Regions from separate parts of the Homo sapiens genome. Here all the other regions are linked to region 3. Evidence: chromatin contacts called from ENCODE Hi-C data. All regions are on one chromosome and are shown on one strand. Each heading gives the region's core, a stretch centred on a gene start or an enhancer-like site at or near the end of the contact. The rest is flanking DNA. Distances are from core to core; before and after follow the strand shown.

Region 1 (3,463 bases), core at 18-2,517, 2.1 Mb after region 3:
GCCTGGTGAATGTCCCCTGAATTAAATTATGCAACAAGGGCAACGAGACTAAATCGCTGGGGTTGGGAGGATTGATGAAGATCTGCTGCCATCTACTGTCCATTCTTCTGCAAAACCTGAAAAACTGCCAGGCATCCCCAGTGTCAGAGGAGTGTTTCAATGCAAAGGCAGAAACACTGAGGCTTTGGGCCCTTGGCTGTATCAAGGCTGCAGAGACCCACAGCAGAACAAGGCAGGTTAATCTTCCCCTGGATCTGTGAATTAAAAGTACAGCCATTCCTTCTCCAATGTTACTGGTTTACCAGGAAGTCTTTTGCATTAAACACTGCCTCTCCAAGCCCAGGGCCCTCCTGCCCCCTCAATAGCGTCCCTTAACTGCTCCCTGAACTTCCACTCCTTTGTGAGGGCCACAATTTAGCACCCAATTACACAGGGCATCCCAGTGCACCCTGGGCTTCTGGAGGCAGGGAACCATATCATGCACTGGCATCCCCAGTGCCTACCTGGGCTATGACACCTCTGAACTCACTAAGACAAAAGGACGTGACCCAGCCACAAAGCCAGTAATGGGTAATATGATGCTCTTGCAGAGGGCTGCACATGTCATGATGGGAAAGGCTGTCTGAGCCTGGAAACAGTTTCGTTTCAGTCTCACCTTCTGGAGTCTGTATCCTAACCTGTAAAAGATCCCTGCTTGGCCCATCTCACCAGGGCATCCAATGCATCTAAGGTGATATCCAGGGACAGGCTTTGCAGTTTATCTTTACTGTAATACCTAGGGGTTGGGTGAATGCAGAAGGAGCCATGAGAACTGACATGGAGGCCACAGGTGTCCCACCCAGCTGCCTCAGACAGGTAAATACTTCCCAGCTGCTGTCAATGTCAGCTGCTAAGGGCTCACAGCTGCATCCTTTTCTGGAGAATCGTCCTTTGCCAAACTCATCTAGGAGGTTGCACACTGCCCGCCCCACTCCAGGATGGGCAGCCCACAGCCAATGACTAAGAGGGGCACAAAAAGCTCACTCCCTTGCCTTAAACATGGGACTAACTCTGAGTCAATTCATGCTCCACATCTCCCCAGGGGATCAGCCTGAGCCCTTAGCCCTCACACCTTTGCTGAGCTCCTTCCCCTGCCCAGTTCCACTTTCCTCACCCCACTTCCTCCTGAGAGCATGCCCCCAACAAATTACATGTACCGGAATCTGACTCAGGCTTGGCCCCTAGGGCATTGCTTCCCAAAGCTTGACACGCATGACATCACCTAAAAAGCTTGTTAAAACCCAGATTCCTGGGCTCCACCCCCAAACTTCTGACTCAGTGGGTCAGACAAGCTGTTTCTAAAAAGTTCCCAGATGATGCAGATGCTGCCAGTCCAGAGATCACAGTTTAAGAACCATTGTTCTTAGGAACCTAACCTGAGAAACCATTCAACAAGTAATAGGCAAAGGGGTTAGGGATGGTGGAATTTAACCTTGCCCTAGTCAGCCTGCCTTCAGCTCAAAATGCTGCAGCCAGGAACAGCCTGGAACAGGCCTCCAGTGACAGATGCTCATACTCAGGGCTGGGAGTGATTCCAGGTTGCTGTGTCCTAAATCCATTTACTATATACCCACAGGTGCTCAGAGGAGCCTATAGTCTAGGAAGGACTCCAAAGTCACAGGACCCTGGTTTACAGGCTCATTATTTACATAAGATGAGCCTTAGAGAGGTCAACTGAATCAAAGTAATTCAGAGATTACAAAAGAAGTCAGAAGTCTGGTCTAGGCATGTGTAGAGGGTAGAATTGGGGAGCCATTACAGAGCAGCCCATCCTACCCCTTCATTTACAGACAGGAGCACAGAGGCCCAGAGAGGCCTGGAGGTCTGCTCAGCAGACTGCAACCTGCAAGCACAAGACAAAGAAGTGCATGACATAAAGGCAAGATGGGGACTTGCTTTTACTGTCCTTAGACAGTAGCTGTGAGCAACCCTACTAACTTGGGCTCTAGTAATAGTCCTGGTGTGGAAGCCTCTTAAACAGCTTCAATAAAACCCCAGTGCCAGAGGAGAAATGTCACAGCACAAAAGTAACAGGACAGCTCACTGCTCACATGTGTGGACTGCAAGCACATGGACCCTGAACTAAGGCCACAGGAAGGCCAGTTCACAAAGAAACACCACTGGCCTGATAGAAAGTAAGATGCAGGGCTGGGCGCAGTGGCTCACGCCTGTAATCCCAGCACTTTGAGAGGCCGAGGCGGGCGGATCACAAGGTCAAGAGATTGAGACCATCCTGGCTGACATGGTGAAACCCCGTCTCTACTAAAAATGCAAAAAAAATTAGCCAGGCGTGGTGGCGGGCGACTGCAGTCCCAGCTACTCGGGAGGCTGAGGCAGGAGAATGGCGTGAACCCGGGAGGCGGAGCTTGCAGTGAGCCAAGATCACGCCACTGCACTCCAGCCTGGGCGACACAGCGAGACTCTGTCTCAAAAAAAAAAGAAGAAAGTAACATGCAGACCAGAGGTATAAATTATGGCCCAATGACCATGACCTAAACCTGCTTCTCCCACAGTCTTCATTTCAGGGAACGGCAACCCCCCTCTTACAGTTGTTCAGCAAAATCTTTGCAGTTATCCTTGCCTCCTTTCTTTCTCTAACACAGCACATCCAATCCATACACGAATCCCAATGAGATATGTGGTTTCGGTCAATATCAGACCACATATATCACAGTGGTTCCATAAGATTATAGTATCATATTGTTACTGTACCTTTCCTAAATTTAGATGTGTTTAGATAAACAAATACTTCCCATTGTGTTACAATGGCCTATAGCATTCAATACGGCAACATGCTGTCCAGGTGTGTATACTAGGAGCAACAGGCTAAGCCATTTAGCCTAGGTGTGTAGTAGGCTGCACCATCCAGGTCAGTGTAAGTACACTCTATGATGTTTCCACTTCAGCAGTCTCGAGGAGAGAGACAGGTGCACCCCAAACTCTCCCAGGTCCTTCAGTGCCTCCAGGGGCCCACAGATGTGGATGCGCTTCTGAAAATGCACTTCTCAGAACATAGCCCTGCTGATGTATGTCTGTATGTATGTATACACCCATATTCTAGCCCATGTCTCACCACCTTCACTGCCATTTCCCTGATGCAAGCCACCACCAGCTCTCTTCTACTACTGCAGTTGCCTAACTGGTCTCCCTGCCTCCACACTTGCCTTCCTCCTTCCACACTTGAATCTATTCAACACAGCAGCCAGAGGGACCCTATTAAAACACAAGTGAGATCACAGCATGTCTCTGCTCGACCTCCAAAGGCTCCCATATCTCCTAGATGCGGGAGTATCCAAAGTAAAAGCCAATGCATTCAGCAGCTTCCAGGCCCCACATGACCAAGCCCTTGCTTCCTTTCTTGCTTTTTTTCCTCTCTCCCTCATGTAGTCCAGCCTCAATCAGTAACATGCTCCCACTGCAGGGC
Region 2 (3,837 bases), core at 1,187-3,686, 2.3 Mb after region 3:
GAATAAATCTATTAATGTATCTTAAGCTTTGAATGGCTCTTTCACCAATACCTGATTTCATAACATCATGCATTGGTCACCTGGAAAACACTGGTTCACTGAGTTACGCAGATTATCCAAATACTATCAAAAAAAAATCCACGTTTGTTAATATCACCACTCATCTCATCACAGATATCTTTAAGGACTGTGAAGCTGCCAAGCTCACAGCAAAAGATACGAGTCTTCCCAAATTCTAAAATTTCCCCAAAGTTTGAATTTTATTATTGGCCACAAATACTAACCGTTGTTTTCTTAAAGTGACAAACTCACTTCATTCATTTTCCAGATTAACAAATTTCTATGAAACATGTGCTACTAACAAGACCAGTCATTAAGTAAAAATCCCACTCCGGAAAGGTTTTCAATTGCACTTCACAATGGAGTTATCCAAAATGGATAGGGGTGACAGTGTGTCTCATTTCCCCATATACAAAAAATGGGTAAAATTAGATCATCTTTAAATTATTTTTCAGCTGACATAGGACTCAGTAATTCACACAATTAACTAACTGATATATGTGTGTTCTTGGAAAATTAGAAAAAAATATCCAAACTAACTTAAATCAACTAACTCGTATATTCGGAAAATATCTTAAAGTACAAAACAATAATCAAGACAACATAAACAATACACAAGACAGTAGTTAGTAGCATCGGAAAGCTGCCGCGATCAAAGTTTACTTTAGTTAACTAGATCCTGTCTTAACTACCGATGGATGATTTTCACTGCAGTTCCAGGCTAACGTGGCAGAGGGAGGGGTTTGGGTGTGGTGGTTTTTTTTTTTCTCCAAATTAGTTGTATGCTTCCTTCTAAAGGGAAGGATATTTTTTAAAATGGCAAGTTAAGAAAAGACAAAGGAACCACACCTAATTTTATTTGTGGAGTGGAAGGTGGGTGGAGGGAGACAGAATATGCAATCGGTGTTCTGACACCAATCATGAAGAAAAAAGTTAAGCCCGTGGTGATATTTCAAAATGAAAGGCTATTTATTAAAATCGGTCAGGCTCAAACCAGCGAAGAGGACAGATGGCAAAGTGGCTGAATTTGCGGCAGCTATGCCCCAATGAATTATTTCCGAGATAGGGTTCCACCCTCTGTAGCTAAGGCAAATTATTGCATCAGGCGCCCATGCAGGAGAAACCCGTTTGGTGTTTACTACTAAGTCATGATCTCCGGGGTCCTACTGCAAGCTCTGGCTCTCCCTAATTGCATATGGGAATCATCTGAAATAATCTTTTCCTTGATATCTCTAAATTCTAAACTCTATGGCAGTGCCCTAGGAAAAGGAGGTCTATATTAAATCACCAAGTCCTTCAGCCCATGAAACCTTCCCTCACCTTCGGGAAAATCAAATGTCAAAATATTCCATACTAAGGATGGCTGACTTCACTCCGCAACACTTAGTTTCCCAGGTTTACGATCTGAGGGCTCACTGGTTCCAAACGGCCTTTTCAGAAGCCAGAAAAGATGACAAGAGCAAAGGATGATGAGTTCACAGCATTAATAGAAAAGTTCGACACCTCCCCACATCCACATTTCAATTCTATTTTCTCAGCCAATCATTCCGCTAAACTAAGCACTGAATGAAGGAAGATGTTAAGGGGGAAACACTATCAAAGCATCCTAAAGATTAAAGGGCCTGGCCGTAAGACGAAAGAACCGGCAGTTTTTCGGCTCATCATTGACCACTGAAAGAATTAGGAGGCTTTCCACCCAGGGTGCACAAAGAGTACAGCAGAGCCTGGAAAACTGAAGTTAAGGTTATTCAGTTAGGAGGCGAGGACAACCAAAGGGTCACAGATCCCAGCCCCACTGGAAATAGAGGAGACGCGGGCTGTGACAGAATGGGGAAGGGAGAACGGAGCCGGAGAGGGACGCAGGAAGTCGGAGGGGTTCCAGGGAGTCATCCAAAAAGAGAGGAGGACGGAGGTCCGCGGGAGAGGAGGTGGCTGACGCACGGGGGACTTGGGACCAAAGTGGGGGAGGCGAAGAAGACGCCAGAGGATGAAGGGAAAGAAAGGGGTAACCGAAGAGGAGGACAGTTCCCCGGGGAGGAGGGAAGGATGACCAGAAGAAGGCCCTGGGAGGAGAGCCGGAGGCTTAGCGGAGAGCGCAAAACACCGGTACCTGCTGGCGCACTGCTAGCCTCAGAGGTGCCAGCACCTCCTCAGCCCCCGCGCCGTCCATGCTGCTCCGGGAGGCGGCGGCGGGCAAGGAGATCGGGGGGCAGGAGGCCGCGCTGAGGGACCGGCGGAGCAGGAGCGAGGGTCGGGCTAAGAGCCGGGGCGGCAGCAGCAGCAGCAGAGCGGCGCGAGCACCTCTAAGCAGCACTGGACGCGGAGAGGGCATGAGCCTGCGGCCCTGGGCTGTCCAGAGAGGGTGGCGACGGAAGCGGCGCGCGCCGCCCGGCTCGGAGCATGATGAAATCGCCGCGTAAACGACGCGGCGCGCGTGCTGCCGCACATTCACCACCGCGTGACGCGGCGCCGGGTCGCCGCCGCAGATTCGACACAAAACCCGGAAGGACCCCGCCGAAGGTTTTCTCCGGTTCGGGAGAGAGGTAGGTAGGGTTGCGAGCGAACAGATTTGCACAGAAGTGCGTCAAGCCACCCCAGCAGGGTGGATGTTCAGGGACACAGCTCTGAGCGAGACCTGCAGGCCGAGACACACGAGAACCTTCAAAGCATAGGTTTTTATACGAGTGACACCCCGGCCGACCTACTTGAACGGACACTTCTGTTTCTGTTCTTTCGCGCCCTGCGCCTTAAAAGGGTCGCAAAACATCAAATCAGATAGGGATCTTAGACTTCTGTTGCTCAAGTGCAGATGTTCCCCAGATAAGGAAATAGGCCCAGAGAGGTTAATGATTTGCCCAGAGTCACACATTCTTGGTCCGCCGATGTCAAGACAAAAGCTGGCGAACGGGGGAGGAGGAGTGAGGGGATAGAGTCACCCCAGGCTTTCTGGAGAAGGTAAATTCCAATCTGCCCTTGCGGGGCGAGCAGGATTTGAACCGGCAGAGATGAGGAAAGGCAAGAGGTGCCTGATAAGTCTTTCTGCTTGGCATAGCCTCAGTCTATCTGCCTCCTGTGGTTAGGCCCCAGCTGACCAACCACCCAGAGATGGCTTCCCCCCGCCCCACACACCCAGTTCCTCCTGCCCAAAGGGTGGAGGGCCTAGAAAAGCTGGGTTCCCCCTCCAGGAAAGGAAGAGAAAAATGATGTGTTGGTTATAAAAACAGCATTGCGCACACCTGCAAAAATGGCTAAAATGAAAATGATGGAAAATGCCAAGTGACCCTCTGAGACTCCCCTACACTGCTCAGGGGAGTGTTAACTGGTGCAGCCAGCCACTTGGGAGCTCTTCGGCAGTATGCACGTACGTCTCCCTGTGACCCACAATCCCACCCCAGGAGTGTGCAGGAGTAGACGGGCTCAGTATAATGAAGTCTCCTTTCCTAATGGTGTGAAAGTCCATGTTATTTCTCTTCCCGTTCCAGTGTGCAGTTCTGGAGAAGTACTTACAATTCAACATGAGCAGGGTGGGTTGCTTAAGAACCTTCTGCAATATTGAACAATTATATTTTTAAACACTTTTATTTCAAGATTTGATATTAATTATAATTTATTTGGCTTTTATTTTACTAGGCAATTTTGAATTTATTTTAATATCTTTAAATGTGAAAAATCATTTTAAGTTTTACTTTTATTTTTATTTAGATTTTTATTAAAATGTTGAAATTCTATATCCTTTGAATAAAACTATTTTATTTCTAAAAAATTCCTTAGATCAAT
Region 3 (3,720 bases), core at 713-3,212:
TTTAGTCCTCTCTTTCATCCTCACAATTCATTACTCCTCTTATAGTCACTGATAACACCATCTAATCACCCTAACTAAAAAACTCAGTTATCCTTGATTTCTTATTTCCCCTCATCCTCTAGGTAATCAAGTCTTATTTATCATAGCTGGCTAGTTTTCAAATGTATCTCTGCTTCTCCATTCTCACTGACACTGTTAGTTTGGACTTTCTCTCCAACTCATGTCTGGACTGCATTAACAGCGTCCTAACTAGTATCCCTGCTTCCAGTCTGCTATCTATCATGCTTTAGAATTTTTTCTCTAAAATCTTATCAAGATATTCTCCTGCTTAAAAATCTTAAGTGGCTTTTTGTTGCCCACAGGATGAATCACGAACTCCTTGCCGCAGGTATCATTTGTTGTTGTTGTCTGCATGTTTAGACCGCATCTCTCATACCCAATCTGGCACAAAGTAGGTGCTCAAGTGTGTGTTAAATGACTTTAATCTTTTGTATAGCTTGTTTGATATCATACCACTTAACTACTTAATTAGACTAAGTACAGTGGTAGCATGCTGGAAACTCAATGAAGATTTGTTGAATGTAGTTTCCAGATTCTACAGTAAAACAATCCTTTATCAGTAGTTCCTGATAACACGCATCTTGGTGTGCATTCAGTTGATCTAGCCTAGTTTACAGGAAGAGGCTCCCTTCAGTAATGTACTGTATGGCCTTTCAGATTATAATTAGTCATCTATATTCTCTAGATTGGGCTTGTGCCAAGACTGTAAGTTAGGAAGGTAGGTGGAGTCTGTGTGGGCATTTCTGACAATTTTTTGATCCACGAATAGCTCCTAGCAAATTTACAGCCTGCCTGCCAGCAAGCTGTGCCAAGTTAACTAAAACAGTACGGGCCACAGCCATTAGCTGCTGCTACAAACGCTTCGCTTTGCGAAGCAACGCTGAAGGCGCTCTTTTGGAACTCGGGGGGTTGGGGGCGTGCAGCCGCCGCATTGCAGCACACAACGGAAGGCTTCAGACGCTGGAGCTGCCGTCCGCACCCAGATGTCTCTCTCTCCCTTTTCCCCTAACCTCCCCCAACTGCGGGCCCTTTTGGGTGCTGCTCTGACTTCTTCCTTGGCCTTGGGAAAAGCCGAAGCGGCTCTGGAGAGAGGAGGGCATGGTTTGGAGAAGAGGTGCTGCGGCAACAAAGCGACCCGCCCAACGCCTCCTCAACTTTCTCCTGCCCCCGGTCTGGTATTGTTTAGTCCTACTCATTCCCACTTTCCGAGCCAGCCTGCAAAAATCTGTATTTCAGGGGAAATTCCAAGGGATAAAACACCTCCTTCAGCATAACAATTGGTGTTTTGCTCTCTAGATTTCCTAGCAATGAACTTGTCGGGCCTCTCCATCCGCCCGTCTAGGCCCAAGGCCTCGGCCGCCGCGGCTACTCGGAGTGCCCCTCTGCCGCGCACGCGCCCCTCAAGGGCTCTCCCATGACCTTTCCCGGGAACCCCCTTCAATTACGCTTCCCGTCACCTCGCGCCGCCCCCGCCCTTCCTGCTCTTTCCGTTTCCTCTTTCGCGCCTGCGCGGCCCCAATTGTTTTGGCTTTCCGGTGGCATCCGGCAGAGGAAAAGGGCGGGGGCAGCTAGAGTAAGGGAGGGGCGGGGGACGGTCGCGAGGACCCGGGAAACTGCAAAACTGCCGCTGGTGCCGACAGGCGCGCGCGCGCGCGAGGCGGGAGGGCGGCGTGGCGAGGGCGGGCGCGGCAGGCTGGCCAGCGGTCCATTGCGCGCGCGTTCCCGGGCCGCGGGCGGGGGCGAGAGCGCGCGGCGGGGGCGGGGGCGGGGGCGGCGGGGGCGGCGGGCCCGGCGTCTCGCGGCCCCGGACTGACAAGGCGGCGCGGGCGGGCGGGCGGCGCGGCTCCCGGGGGAGGAGTCTGGCGGTGGTCGGGCCCTGAGGAGCGTGCGGCGGCGCCCGCAGAGGACGCTGCTTTCCGCGCTGGACGGACCAAGCGAGGGAGGGTGCGAGGGGAAACCGGAAGGAAGAGGCGGCGGCGCCAGCCTTCCTCGGCCGGAGGCGGAGGCGAGACCCCAGGCGAGGCCGCGGCGGGAGGGCCACGCCCCCGCCGCCGCGCCGGAGGGGCCCAGTGTGGACGGGGCCACCGGCTGGAGCGGATCCCACACCTCCGGACCGAGGGACGCGGGTGAGCAGGCGACAGTAGCGCCGGGCAGGCTGGGAGCCCGCGGCGACCTGTGGAGGGGCCGGGGAGGAGGGCTGTGGCGGGAGGGGGCTCGGCCCTTTGTGGCTCGGCGGGTGGGAGGCGGCGGCCGCGGCATCTTTCAAACCCGAGACGCTTCCGCCGCGGGCGGGGGAGGGGCGCGGGCGGCCGGCGCCGCCCTCCGCACCCCGCGGCGGCCCCAGGGCGGCGGAGCTCCGGGCAGGTCCGCGGGGAAGGGGCGGCCCGGTACGCCGCTAGCTGGGCGTTTCCGGCCCCGGCACCGGGCGCCTCGGCGCCCGCGGGGCTCCCGGGCGGCGCCTTGGCCTCGGCTCGCGCCCGCCCTTACCGAAGTAAAGCTGTTTCCCTTAAAGACTCGCGACGTGTTCGCGACATGGTGGGCCGAAGGAGGACACCCCCTTCCTTCTGTATTCCCCCCGCGTACATCTGAACTAACCAAGAGAGGTCTAGACGAACAGAGCTCCTGTTATGGTCTATATCGACTTAAAAAAGAAAGCAGAAACTGCCCTTTGAAACGGAAAATTGTGTACGTGTTTACTTTGTGAAATCTTTAACTTCCTTGAATTCGACCACCTCCTTCTCCCTACGGATTGAACAACCGGGGAATAGAAAAATCGCTTAGTTTGGTGTGGGGCGGTTATTTTGAGTTAACATCTTTTTTTCCCTTGGGCTTAGCTATCTAAGAACTCTACCTGCCTCAAAAGGTAGAGGAGCGTCCATCCCACGGGCTACCACGGTGACCCCTTCCAGTGAAAATAGGAAAAGAATTCAAAATACAAAATGAACTTTAAAAGGGTGTGTGTGTGAACTATCTTCTGTGTCAATTAGCCTTATGAAGACGTAGGCAACAGGACTGGTCACGTGTTGTTTATACTTGAATCTGTACGTCGGGCTCACAGCATTTAGGCATTGAGAAACGAAACCCTATCAACGCTGTGCACTGACCAAAATGATATTTTCTTTTATCGAGGCAACTAATTAACAGGGATCTTCCCCCTCTTCCCTCTGAGTTGTACATTTTTGCCGAATTTGAGTAGTATGGGTCTTAGATCTCTTGTAATTGTGAATGACTTAGTTTGGTTAACCTTTGATAAGGACTTTTTTCCCCGACTTTTTTTTCTGATCTAAAGTAAATTGAAAAGCCAGTCGGTTGTTTTCTAATCTCGATGATGTGGAATTTTGCTATTCTTTCCATCTGGCTGATAACTAATGTTAAGCTTACTTCTTCACTTTGATCTTCTGTTGGCTTAGTGCTTATTGAAGCCCTTTTAGGTTGGGGCCTGGAATCCTCAAGAGGTTGTTTTCTGTCAGTAACTCGGGAGTGCTGTGGCCTTTCTGTTGAGCATGCTCTGTAGTCCACACGTTTCCACATAGTGGTGTTTTCTTTGCACAGTTTTGTAGGAAGACTTTATGAGTGCTGTAACTCTACTCCCCTTTTTGCTCTCATAAGAAGCATTATAAAATGTTAACTTATGTTATTCACAGGGCATGTAAGGAGATG

The links. Hi-C counts contacts between places; a loop is a spot of excess contacts on that map. Pooled maps may share reads with other maps.
Region 1: a loop to region 3 is called in a map with no recorded cell type, with 8 times the contacts of the local background. The contact joins the enhancer-like site here to the promoter of KBTBD2 in region 3. A Hi-C loop is called at or near these places in 3 of 37 single-sample maps with no recorded cell type and 2 of 50 pooled maps.
Region 2: a map of sigmoid colon shows a loop between it and region 3 (5-fold over the local background). The contact joins the promoter of GARS1 here to the promoter of KBTBD2 in region 3. A Hi-C loop is called at or near these places in 1 of 168 maps with a recorded cell type or tissue (sigmoid colon), 2 of 37 single-sample maps with no recorded cell type and 8 of 50 pooled maps.

Annotation. Positions count from the first base shown.
Region 1 is chr7:30,797,520-30,800,982 of GRCh38, reverse strand. All of the region lies in intron 5 of MINDY4 (MINDY lysine 48 deubiquitinase 4), which reads right to left. All of the region lies in intron 7 of INMT-MINDY4 (INMT-MINDY4 readthrough (NMD candidate)), which reads right to left. Among named protein-coding and RNA genes, the nearest start is that of MINDY4, 28 kb to the right of the region's middle. RefSeq lists enhancers at 68-197, 1,064-1,183. Within about 2 kb of position 1,267, at least 6 of the 41 ENCODE cell types and tissues checked have a DNase peak (open chromatin) inside an H3K27ac peak, as active enhancers do.
Region 2 is chr7:30,593,477-30,597,313 of GRCh38, reverse strand. It overlaps GARS1 (glycyl-tRNA synthetase 1), which reads right to left and starts at 2,436. Exons shown (of 17, transcript NM_002047.4): 1 at 2,171-2,436. The coding sequence starts at 2,392. RefSeq lists a silencer at 1,145-1,244 and enhancers at 1,140-1,753, 1,754-2,367, 2,388-2,737, 2,368-2,981.
Region 3 is chr7:32,890,002-32,893,721 of GRCh38, reverse strand. KBTBD2 (kelch repeat and BTB domain containing 2) reads left to right here and starts at 1,962. Exons shown (of 4, transcript NM_015483.3): 1 at 1,962-2,186. RefSeq lists enhancers at 1,413-1,472, 1,178-1,881 and a silencer at 1,653-2,602.